Linked DNA regions of Homo sapiens: all the other regions are linked to region 3. Evidence: chromatin contacts called from ENCODE Hi-C data. All regions are on one chromosome and are shown on one strand. Each heading gives the region's core, a stretch centred on a gene start or an enhancer-like site at or near the end of the contact. The rest is flanking DNA. Distances are from core to core; before and after follow the strand shown.

Region 1 (3,146 bases), core at 58-2,557, 2.7 Mb after region 3:
ACATAACAAGCCTCATATTGGAGTCTAATAACCAGACTAATAACCTAGACTAACTGAAAAGGCAATTAGTCTTTACTGATATCTCCTGAAGCATGACAAAGCAAATTTCTTAAAATCTCTTTCCCATTCCTAGCTGTGGATCTCCACACCAGTGCCCCAAACAGCAGCCACCTCAACTCTACCTTCACTTAAGTGTAATTTAGCTTATACAGTTGTCCCTAAGTATCCCAGGGGGGATATTGGCTCCAGGATCCCTGCTGATACCAAAATCCATGAGTGCTAAAGATCCTTATATAAAATGGTGTAGTATTTGCATACAATCCATGCATATCCTCCGATATACTTTAAATCATCTCTAGATTACTTATAATACCTAATACAATGTAAATGCTGTATAAGCAGTTGTTAAACTGTATTACTTGTATTTTATTGTTGTACTTGATATTTCTTTTTTCCTCAAAATATTTCTATCCGCAGTTGGTTGAATCTTCACAGAGGGTGTGGGTGTTGGAGGGTGTGTCTGAGGAGATGCCCAGAAGAAATTTGCCATGCTAACGGTAGTGCCCAGTTTCAAGACAGTCTCTGCCCTTAAGGAGCTAAGGATCTGAAGATAAAATAATTACCCGTTGGGTGGTGTTATACAGATCCTGCATAAAATTAGGATTTCTGAGATGGGCGAGGTCAGCCTGGATGTGAGCCTAGAAGTGGGCATGAACCTGGATAATGAATTAACTCTCAATAAATATTTGTGGGGAGCTTCCTAGCGGGCCTCTTCCAGTCATTCTGTGTATGCGTTTTACATATGCATTTTTCTAGGGCAAGACTCCATTATTTTCAGAATATTCTCATTCCTTTATAGTCATGACTCCCTTTATTTGCGTAACATAAGGAAGGAGCAGATGTACGGTGGGCAGATGAAAGCTTTTCCAACATCACTAAGAGGTGGTTTCAGATCCTGAAGAGGTCTTTGAAGTCCCGGGAGACCTGGGTCCCAAGTGGTCTGACACTTCTCGTTTAACAGTCGCAGGGGTGGCGTGTGGTTCGGGGCACCTGCTCCTGGGCGCCTCCACCTGGCCTTAGCCTCCAGGCCAGGCCGGGTTCCTCCTACCCTTGCTGAGGCCATTTGCTGTCACTCCGCCCACTGCCCCTCTCTGCCTCCTCCCCACTCCTTTTCCTTCCGTGCGCCTCCATTTCTAACTACGCCTCCAGCCCATTCGGGCCCTCCTCGGCTTCCGTCCCAGATGATCCCTCCCCGAAGCTGCCACCGCCTCCTCCATCTCCCGGAGCTGGAGCCGCCTCCTCGGCCAGTGGCGTAGCCGAATCGGTGTCGCGGCCAGCCAGATAGGGGCGGAGGTCCGGAACCCAGTCTGGACCCGAGCGGGGGGCCATGGAGAAAGCGGCCCGAGGCGCTGTTTACACCGACTAGCGCGGGCCCGTTGCGGCTGCAGGCACCATGGACCGAGCCCCCACGGAGCAGGTACGCGGGTTTGGGCTGGGCCCGCCGAGCCGGGGGTTGGGGTCGCCGCTTCCTCACAGGCCAGGCCCAGTTCTCCGAACGTGGGGACCGGGGGCCGGTCCTGCGGCCGCAGACCCCCTCACCTGGGAGCCTGGCAGCTCCCAGCTCTCCTTCATTGTTCCAGCTGCTGCCTGGGACTTGGGGGCTTTTCCAACCCTGATTACTTCCCAGGCGGAGGGCTCGCCGTTGCCGCTTCTCCCCTGCTTGGTGAAGGGGTCAGAAGGCTCCAAGTTGTCCCTGCTCTCCTGGGAGGAGGGCTTATAACTTCTAGTAGTCTCCCCGCTTCCCCCATTCCCTTCAGCTCTGGAATGTGTTTTCAAGGTGGAAAGGCGTTTGAAGGCTTCTCACCCAGAAAGACTGTAAGAGAATGTGTGGTAACTACAGATGAAGGGAAGTCACGGGCCTTTTAGGTCTGTGTTCAATGGAGCGAAGCATTGTTTTTGCAGTGGTTTTACGGAGGTGTTTCTTTTAAGAAACGATACTACGATTTCCCCTTGTCCTTTTATCCAGTTATTTTGCAAAGAATTGTAATTAGTGGGTTTTTTTTTAAAGCTAGCTCTATTTTAAGGGTGTAAAGCATAAGCTTATTTTCGAACCCGTTTTCATATTCGCAAAGTAGTCCTATTAGTGTTCTGTTTTATTTTTATTTGCATCAAATTCCTGATTATGCATGCTAGTAGGTGGTAGCAGGCAGGGATGATAACAGTGTTAAAAGTAATCGAAAACAATAGTTTCCCCCCCAGTATTTTCCACTCTTAAGATCTCTGCGAAACGACTTAATTTGAAGTCCAAGTTTATTCACTCTCTATTCCCTTCTTCGAAGGCCTTGCCCATTGATGACTAGATGACGGAAGAAGAGAGGCTAGTAATTTCTGCCTATTAATTTTACAGTTGGATAATTAGCACCTGAATTAATGAGATAAGATTTCCCAAATTCCTGTATGTGTCTATATGTAGTTGAAGCCGGTTTGTATTTTGAAATCGGACTCTTAGCAGGCAAAGCACAGCTTCCTAGTTGTGTATACTTGTTTTTACAGAAGACTTTTTTTTTTAAAAAAAAGCTTTATGTGAATGTAACTCTGAAGACACAAATGAGTTTTATAAAACAATACATGGAATTACCAAAGAGAAATTGATACAGAGTCTCTTGGCAAATACACTTAGGCATTTATGTGACCCAGAAGTATTCTGTATACAGCCTGTATCTAGTTTAATTTAAAAACATTTTTGAAGGTATCTATCATAAATACCTGAGATTTCAAAGCCTGACAAATGAATACGAATTTTCCTTGAATCATTTCCTTGTATGTGTGTTACTAATGAAAGGGTTCAACATTTTGTTCCTTCACTAGGATGCCAGGACTAAAACCAGTAATGCTACCTTATGTATACTTAGAGTTCCTTTCATCCTAGAGGAAATATAATTAACTATTTAGATGGTAATTTTTAGCATAGCTGTTTGTGATTATCCTAGCAGCAAGTGCTGTGAGCAAATTATTTAAACTAGAGAGCCTTTTCCCCTTTCCACATCTTTCCAAAGTCCACGACCTATTAAAACCTTGTAGAAATTTAAGAACTAGGAAAAAAACATGGAAGAAGGTTTTCTGTTGACTTTTTTTTCTTCCAGTAC
Region 2 (2,891 bases), core at 129-2,628, 2.9 Mb after region 3:
TCTGCCTGCCCCCCTGCCAAAATCTTCATCTATTTGTTCATTTATTCATTTACTCATTTAACATAATTGTTTTGAGTGCCTACCAGGGTCATGTTAGACACCCAAGAAGTAAAGTGAGTACTTCAAGATATTCACGTTGTACTGAGTGTAAGACACACAAAAACTTACAGTAGATAAAAGAACTATAATAGGATATATAGGATACACTGTGTACAGAGGTAGGAAAGATCATTTTTGCGAAGTGAGGGAGTGTGTGTCATGAAAGGCTTCAAAGGAGGTGCTAGTCTGTCTTCAAAACTAAGTAGCAGGAGAAGGTAGAGGCGATGCAGGTGAAAGAAACAGCTTTCACAGCAGGTGAAAGAAAAAAAGCGCTCTGGGAACCATTGTTAGCTCAGGCTGTGATTTCGTTCATTCTATTACAGTGGGTTAAATTACCTGTTGTTTGCCAAACCCTATACCAGTTTATGGGGTTACAGGGGTCAGTGTAGGCATCATGGGGGCGGACGGTGAAGTAGCAAAGGAAAACCAGCCACAGTATGAAGAGCCTCGAACAACCATTTTACTCCGTGCCAGTACACATGGGAAAGGGTTGAAAGGATATGTGAACCTGCCGCCACCAATTCCTTGATTATTCACTGGAACCCTTTCAGCCAGAGAAGATAGACACAGTACTGGGCTTTACTGAGGACTGGGTGGCGCTGTCTTTAGGGGCAGGTTAATAATATACACCTAAGTGACAAGAACACTCACACCCGAGGAAATTAGAGTAGTAAATAGACACGTGGAAAAATGTGCCATCTTATCAGTAATTAAAGAAGCAAAAATGTAAACAAAGCGGCACCTAGTAAGGTAGAAGACAAAGCAAAATATCTAAGGCTGTTAAATAATGGGGAAGCAGGCGCCTTAGAAAACAAGGGCAAATGTAAAAAACCTCTAAGGCAAGAGTTCGGTGGGGAATCTGCGGGATTCTGTGTGCTGAAGCGCAGGAGGCACGAGTCACCTTTGCAGTCTCCGGTACCAAACGGGCAAGGGGTCCCCGTAAGACTGCTGCACCCTGGCCGAAGGTAGCGGGTGAAGCGCCTCGGCGTCTCTAGGCAACCGATCAGCCCGCCCACTCCGGGGTGACTTCCTCGTAATTGGCTCTCGAATCCACCAATGGGCGCACAGGGGGAGCTTCCCGCCACCTCTGGCGCCCGCTTTCAAACAGCCGTACTTTGCAACTGCAGGTGGACTTCTCAACCAAGCTTGAGGAAGGCGGAGACTTCTGCCTCCTCGCTCTGCCCTGAGCTGGCACGGCTCCGCCCACCGGGCGAGCTTCTAGTCGGCGATTGAAGGATGCGAGTGCTCCTTAAGGGCCTCCGCCCCGTGAGTTCGGTTGTGACTAGGAAGGAGCTAGTGGACTAGAGCCAGGGTAAGGGGATCTGCTAGAAGTTGGTCTTCCGCCAGGACTAGAGTTTCCTCGCGGTAACAGCCTCCGTGGCCTCCGGTAAGTTCTGATTCACGGGTGAGCTTGGACCTGGGGTTAGAGGAGTTGCGGGGTCCTCGGGATGCTGGCTGAGGGTTCCTGGGGGGGCTGACCTGCCCCCTCCCCAAATCCCGCGGTGGTGGACTGCCCGCATGTTGCGGGCTCAGCTTTTACCTTAACGTGTCATTTAGACCTCTTCATTCCTCCAATATCCTACTTAGAAGTGACATATGGGAAGCCCGCCTCGTTTCCAGGCTGCTGGGGTCGCCCTGAGACCCTACTCTGCGGACCCCGCCTTGGTCACCCTGGCGTCACGCCTGGCTCACAGTAGGTGCTCTGTGCACGTGTGTTGACCGAGTACAAGTGACGCTGGCACCCGAAGCCAGTAGCCCCGGGCATCCTGGGCCCCGTGCGGCTTTGGTCATGTTTGTAGTGCCGTAGCTGACGCCAAACAGTTCCTCAAGGTCATTCGCTCAGCCTGTGGATGCTTATTGTGTATTAGCATTACTCGCTCCGCCCTCTGGGCAACTTGAATCAATTTGTCCAAAGTGCTGTTATTAGCACTGATCACAAGATGTTGTGATCATTTGTTTATATGTCTATTTTCTTTCCCTTCATCGTGTCCTGTTAAACTTTGTAATCTTGAACAGTGCTTGGTAAATTGTCGAATGAATGAATAAGGTGTCTCCACCAGGTGTTGCAAGTCTAAACCGGGCTATGTGCTCTGGCTATTTCCATTCTAGAAGGCGAGTTATGTCAGCAAGTAAGTAGAATTTCCCAACTCCAAGTGCAGTTCTTAGAAACCCCTTTTGTGGGGGTTTATAACCCTTCCTATATCGTAGTCATGAACTTGAGTCTGATTTAAGCCTATTATCACCTTATACCTTCATAGTGCGTGACAATGAACATGCACTCCCTAGACAGGTGAATGCACTCAACTAAAGAGAAGCTGAAGTTGAAGCCATAAGAAAAGCATAAGAAATACAGTCTGAAAGTGCAAAGGAGTGGCCAGCTCCATGGGGGAACAGGCTTGGGAGGGCATCTTGAAGGAGGGTGGCATTTTTGTTCCATAGGAGGTTGCATTATTAGAAGTGACATTTCTCATAGGCTGCACATTCACCTTTTCTCAGATATGCGGAATCCTCTTTATTCCCTAAACCTCTTCGGTAGCTGGCAGACTCCTATTCATCAGTAATAATGTCATAATAGTAATAAAACTACAATGTATTGATTGGTACATAGTGCTAATTACTTTACATGTAGTATCTTGTGAATCCTCAGAATCAATCTTTGAAGTAGGTATTATTTTTACCCCCATTTCTTTAACGTAGAAGCAGAAACAGTTTGCTCAAGATTGCACTGCTGATAAATAGAAGAGCCAGAATTGAGCCCAGGTTGTCTGAATGAGTGCCCTCATTCTTAGAAC
Region 3 (3,117 bases), core at 614-3,113:
TGTCTATATACTGAGACTCAAATTCTGCCTCTCTCTTGGGTCCTGAAATGGACACACTGGATACCACCCAAAAGTTTATGCATGGCAGACTTATGCTAAACAATCTAAATTAGCATTCAGGATCTTTTTACTACACCTCAATTCAACCACTTGTAATTATGTATTTATTTTTTTTTTTATTCCACTGAGCTAGGCACTGCTGGAGCTAAAAAGATGAGTAAGACCCAGTTATGCCTCCCAGGAGCACGTATTTGTTGGAGGAGATAAGACAAGCTCATGCATGTACATGCAAGTACAAACACAAAACACAGAGAGTTAAATACTAAACCAGAGGTATTAATACAAACCTCTTGGAGTTCAAAGAAGAAACAGTAACAGTTGGGCAGGTGGGAAAAAGGGACCATTGGGAAGAATTAGGAAAAATCTCATGGAGGATGTATCATTTGAGACAGACCTTAAAGATTTAAACAATGTAATAGAGGGTACTGGAAGAGTGTTACCATTGGAGGGAATAACATGCAAGGTATGAAAGTAGGAACAAGGAGGCCAGTTTCAGAGGCTCTGTTTGGCAGGAATATGTAGAGTATACAGAATGAGTTATAGATGGGGTATGGTCAGACCATGAATAATAAAAATAGAAATAATAGCTTGAATGCCAATGTAGGTTTTTAGTAATGCTGTTGTCCCCAGAGAGCCATTGTAGGAGTTTTGAGTGGGATGGTGTTGTGGAAGCTTGCTCCTCTCCCATCCTTTCTCTCCTGAGCAATATTAGCTTTGCCTCTGTCCAGCACAGCAACATACCAAAACTTCAGCCAACGAATCAAACCCCCAGGCTCCGGACCTTCCTACAAGGTACCTCTTCTTGGAAAGCTGTCCAAAATAACACAGAAACCAGGCACTAGATGCTAGTAAATGTGTACCCACTCTGTGTATAATACAGTGTGTTGAAAGGGTGTTCAAGAGTAGACGGTGTTCAAATGAAGAGTACAGATAAGAGGTCTTTGGTGGTTATAATATTAATAGCAATACGGGGCAGGGAGATGCGATTTCAGGGTGTCAAAGAATAAACTGACGAAGAGAAGATGAATGCAGACAGTAAATTCCAACTACTGAGCCTGGAGAATGAATTGTATGTGGCCAGCCTTTCGAGGCAGCCAGGACTTAAATTGGCACTAGTGTACAAAGTGTGAAACCCGAACAACTAGGGGGGTTATTTTGAGGCCACCCATTAGGCCTTAGAAGCACTATCCCTCCTAGTGCAATGTTGAAAGGACTGGACTCTGAGGCTGTTGAGATGGACCTGGAGAAGCTGTCTGTGTGTGTTTGATGATCTTAAGTTTTACTGTGACGTGGACTTTGAGGTCACTGGGGTGGGGGGAGGGAAGTACCCTTGGCATTGGCAGAGCTGGAAGGTCTGTGCAAGCTGGCTCCTGCTGGGGAATCAATAAAGGAGGCAGAGCAACGCTTTTTTTTTTTTTCGCCGTGGCCAGGGCAGGGTTCTGCCAGGGCTCTATCGCCAATGGAGCAGGGGTCCACCTGGGGCCTAGGACGCCTGCAGATAGCCCTCTCTTAGCCCCAACGGCCGCGGGCTTCAGCGCTCCCCGGCTCCCTCGCTCTGCAGGGTCTTCCCGGTACCGGCAGGCCGCGGCGGGAGCTGCTTTCGCTCTTAACCTTGCAGGTGCGTGTGCCGCGGGCGCCCGGGGCAGGCAGGACGCAGAGGAGGAGGCGCCCGCCATGCCCGGCCTGCGGCTCCCCGCCTCGGCTTCCCGTCCGCCGCCCCCGCGGAACGGCCTGCTGCAGCCCCTGTGAAGAGGAAGAGGCGGCGGCGGCGGCGGAGGAGGAGGAGGCGCCGCCCCCTTGGCAAGCTCCCCGACCCGGCGGCCTCGGCAGGACCCATGGCGGATTCCTCGCCCGCACTGTCCCTGCGGGAAGGCGGCCCCCGCGCGCCGCGGCCCTCGGCCCCCTCGCCGCCGCCGCGCTCGCGCTCCGGCTCCGAGTCCGAGGAGGCCGAGCTGTCGCTGAGCCTGGCCCGCACCAAGACCCGCTCGTACGGCAGCACCGCCAGCGTGCGGGCGCCGCTGGGCGCCGGCGTCATCGAGCGCCATGTGGAGCACCGGGTCCGCGCGGGCGACACGCTGCAGGGCATCGCGCTCAAGTACGGTGTCACGGTGAGCAGGGCGCGCCGCCGCGGCCCGGGCTGGCAGCTACCGCGCAGGAGGCGGTGCGGCTCGGGGTGCGGTGGGGGTGGGGGTGGGACTGCGGGTGGGGGTTTGGGGGATGGGGAGTCGCAGGGACGGCCGTGCGTCCCCGGGCGGCTCGGCTCCCAGGGCTCGCTCAGCGCGCGCTGCTGGCCACCGCAGTGGTCGCCAAAGCTGGTCCTGCAGCGGGAGGGGCGGACCGCCAGGGCTCCCTCCCTAGGTAGCTGCATCGAGTTCCCGGTGCCCCGCCCAGGCTCAGACTAGATCTGTCGCGTGAGGGAGGCCGAAGAGGACTAGGGCTTTGGCATCCCCGTGAACCACCTTCACCCAATTTGCAGGCCCCATCACACTACTCTATATTTACGCAAAGCCCAACTGAGGTGAATTTTGTTGTCTGTGAAAACAAGCTCCGTGATGAGTCAGGAATGGTGCAGTTGTTCCTACTGGGTGGTTCTGGTTCTATCGATTATGCTTCTTTATGTAGAAGTGAAATTACACCCTCTGGGCTCACTGGCAACCGCGAATGTGACACCTGTCGCTAAGCAGCAGCCAAGAACTGTGGTGAGCTGGAGGGCTGCGTTTATTACAAATTTATAAGTGTGTGTGTCTTGGGTGTATAGCATTACACCTCTGGGAAGAACATGGAAACCTGAGGGAACAAATTGTTTCATTAAAATTACTTATAATTAACTGTGAGCTATGTGATGGCCTTTTTACATTTGGGATCTGTATCAGTTTTCAGTGTTCTTTCCTGAAGCACCTTAGACAGCAATGGGAAGAAAGAGGATCTTATCTATATCTTTCCCTTAAAGTGAAACTCTTTCTGGCCCTTTACCGAATGAAGGAGCATCAGTATGAAGGAGAATGTATTTTGCATATTTAAGCCGGTATATGTTTACCTATCAGGTCCTTCTATCTT
Region 4 (2,706 bases), core at 125-2,624, 2.6 Mb after region 3:
GAGGATGCTCTCACAATGAGAGCATTAAACACTTGGTAATTAACATAATTTAATATGCAAAAATAAGAAAATATACAGGATGAGGGATGAGGAGTACACATAGGAAATTTTTGTGATTTTCTTCATTTTGATTGTATTGCTTTCTTGTCTTCAGGAGGGAAGATTTTGACTTCAAAAGTAACAAAATATTTAAGAAGGGAATTCACATCTTTCTGTTCTAAATGATATTCTTGCGCTATTTTCTCAGCAGTTCATGTTTCTGGATAAAGTTTATGATTATTGAAAAGTGTCAATGCTTCTACAGTGGAAATTTTGCCTTTGGGAATGCTCTTAATATTTATCATATCAAAGTGATGGCCTTTCGGCAATCTGAATTTCTTTGGCTCCTGACGTGTTTCAGCAGCTTTCAGCTGCACGGAAGACACAGGATCTTTGGAATCAACACACACATATTTTAGAAATGACAGCAGCTTGTCATCTTTACGAGCAATCTCTCCCTTAATTTCTGGATAGAGACTAATCTGCTCTGGCAGGAGGCTGCTGGTAGAGGGGTGCCTGGGAGCGAGAGAGGGCTTCATGTTGCGGATTTCCCTTTCCGCTCGGTTCTCTTGAAATTCCTGATCCCGCGAGTCACCGCAGCCCCCATCTCCTTACAACATGATGCCCTCAGGTTCACAGTAATGTATTTTTTAAAAACCAGTCGTTGTTACCTTAATTTGGTCCCAAGGGCTGTAAAGGTCAGTTTACAACTCGTTGAACAACTGAGTAAGATTTAAGGCAACTCAACTGATAGCTGCATACCTAATTTAGGATATCCATAGAATTGTTTTGTCAACTACAAATATAACAAGCATTAAGTGTAAACTGTGTTGCTGAAAAGTACTCCAAGTATCTTAGGAACACCCACCGCAATGTGTGGGCTAAATGCACACGTACAATGATAGCAGAAATAATACCTGTCATATAGGACGGGCATGTCAGCCTTTTCTCCGCGAAAGGCTTCTGGTCCTAAGCTGTCCCTTACTTTCACCGGAATGAGATGCGTCCAGAGTCCCAAGCAAGGGAGGAGACTGCTCCTTTACCCAGGAGGCTGGAAACTGCTCGATGCGAGCGCAGTTTCCGACGCCCTTCGGCTGAGACCTGCAGCACCGGACGATGTCCCAGTTGCCAGCTTTAGTTGCTAAGGCACCAACCACTTCGGAGGAAACGGGGGGTGGTGCAGTCTCTTTTGGAGTCGTAGCGAATCAGCTACAAGTCGAGATAATTAGTTCCGGCAGGAAACAGCTCCTCTAAGAGGGACTGGAAGGCGGAAAGAAGCTGAGAGTGACGCCTCTGAGCCGCGGAGGATTGTGGGAGGAGGTTGTCTCCAATTTCTCCTCCCCCTCCCGGCCAAGATGTCTGACATGGAGGATGATTTCATGTGCGATGATGAGGAGGACTACGACCTGGTGAGGCGCAGGGAATGGAACTCTGAGGGTGGTGATGTGTCTTGTTTTCGGGGTCCGGGCCGGGGCGCCCGCGGCCTCTCCCCGTAGAGCATGTGCCGTTTACAGCCTCTCTCAGTGCGGTGACAGGACTGGTTTACCTCCTCCCCGTTCCCGCACCGGGCCCGGGCCCTGCTTCTCCAGCATGGGGGAAGGGAGGGCAAAGGAGGCAGCGAAGGGGGCCCCGGGCCTTGCCCTCCGAGTCTGAGCGCCTCTTCGGTTTACACGGATGCCCCTGGTCCCAGGCGTTCGGTTCTCTGTCTTCTGCCTCCCCACCGCGCTAGCCGCCTCGGTGACCATGCTGCGGTGTAGGCCCTGGCTTTGCCCTTTCGGGCCCAGCGTTCCGGGCCCCCACTTCTTCACACTGGAACTGAGCGGGTGCGAAATGCTAGGAGAAGTCAGAAAACGGGGGTGTCCTTACTGCTCCCAGGCCTGACTGCGAAACGCAACTTGTGAGTCTCCTGGAGACATAGCTTAAATAGTCTTGCCAGGGCCAGTTTTGGTCCGAGGTAAGTGTGTAGGGGAGAGTTCAGAGCAAAGATAACTGAAAAAAAGGTAGTCGAACCACTTTTTCAGTTCTTTATAAAGAAAAGCTGGGGAGGAGGTTTTGCTTGTGGTGTTTTTGGAGGACGGGTGAAAGATAATTGAACCCATGGCTTTTCCCTTAGAAATTTCCCAGTATACAAAGTTTAAAACAGCAACAGCATAGAAATAAACGAATTTTTCTGACCGAATGGAGATTTTTAAAGATTCAAAGCTTCATTTATTAATGGATTTGCAAGTTTGAATAACGTTTGCTATTCAAAAACATCGTGTGGAAACTCAGAAAATTATCTTGATCCAGAATTAACGTCAATTTTGCTGTGTTTCTTTATTTTGGGGGTGTTTCATATGGTTCTTTTATGGTGATGCTGCATTATCATAAAGTTACGAAATAGATGTTTTGGGACGTCTGACTCATTTTAAGTGCCAGAGATTGTCAAAATATTAATACATTGTTTTGAATTAGTCTATAACTTTTTCGTATATATTTTCAGTTTTTTGCATTTTAAAATAAGGCACACTTTGCAAAAGGGAGAAAGGAAATTCTCGCTATTATTTGAAAGTCATAGTAGAGATTTTTATAATTTTTAAAGTTAAATGTAGTTTCGCTAATAGTTATGGTTTCTACCTTACATTTTAGTTTGTGCAAGCCAGTTGTAGGCAGTGACTTCAGTTCATT

The links. A loop is a pair of places that touch in the nucleus more often than their neighbours do. Pooled maps may share reads with other maps.
Region 1: a loop to region 3 is called in a map of CD8-positive, alpha-beta T cell, with 9 times the contacts of the local background. The contact joins the promoter of SECISBP2L here to the promoter of LYSMD2 in region 3. A Hi-C loop is called at or near these places in 4 of 168 maps with a recorded cell type or tissue (B cell, CD8-positive, alpha-beta T cell and naive thymus-derived CD4-positive, alpha-beta T cell) and 10 of 50 pooled maps.
Region 2: a map of CD8-positive, alpha-beta T cell shows a loop between it and region 3 (11-fold over the local background). The contact joins the promoter of CEP152 here to the promoter of LYSMD2 in region 3. A Hi-C loop is called at or near these places in 2 of 168 maps with a recorded cell type or tissue (B cell and CD8-positive, alpha-beta T cell) and 6 of 50 pooled maps.
Region 4: a map of CD8-positive, alpha-beta T cell shows a loop between it and region 3 (14-fold over the local background). The contact joins the promoter of COPS2 here to the promoter of LYSMD2 in region 3. A Hi-C loop is called at or near these places in 4 of 168 maps with a recorded cell type or tissue (CD8-positive, alpha-beta T cell and naive thymus-derived CD4-positive, alpha-beta T cell) and 11 of 50 pooled maps.

What each region holds. Positions count from the first base shown.
Region 1 is chr15:49,044,607-49,047,752 of GRCh38, reverse strand. SECISBP2L (SECIS binding protein 2 like) reads left to right here and starts at 1,307. Exons shown (of 18, transcript NM_001193489.2): 1 at 1,307-1,477. The coding sequence starts at 1,454. RefSeq lists enhancers at 841-970, 1,071-1,420, 1,711-1,850.
Region 2 is chr15:48,809,556-48,812,446 of GRCh38, reverse strand. CEP152 (centrosomal protein 152) reads left to right here and starts at 1,378. Exons shown (of 27, transcript NM_001194998.2): 1 at 1,378-1,486. LOC124903487 (a long non-coding RNA gene) reads right to left here and starts at 1,749. Exons shown (of 2, transcript XR_007064626.1): 1 at 1,640-1,749; 2 at 538-1,516. RefSeq lists enhancers at 949-1,008, 1,667-2,228 and a silencer at 1,184-1,374.
Region 3 is chr15:51,736,401-51,739,517 of GRCh38, reverse strand. It overlaps LYSMD2 (LysM domain containing 2), which reads left to right and starts at 1,863. Exons shown (of 3, transcript NM_153374.3): 1 at 1,863-2,168. The coding sequence starts at 1,896. RefSeq lists silencers at 1,545-1,984, 1,995-2,134, 2,205-2,414.
Region 4 is chr15:49,154,267-49,156,972 of GRCh38, reverse strand. COPS2 (COP9 signalosome subunit 2) reads left to right here and starts at 1,374. Exons shown (of 13, transcript NM_004236.4): 1 at 1,374-1,448. The coding sequence starts at 1,395. It also overlaps a transcript of GALK2 not described here and the pseudogene NDUFAF4P1. RefSeq lists enhancers at 422-1,340, 1,099-1,628.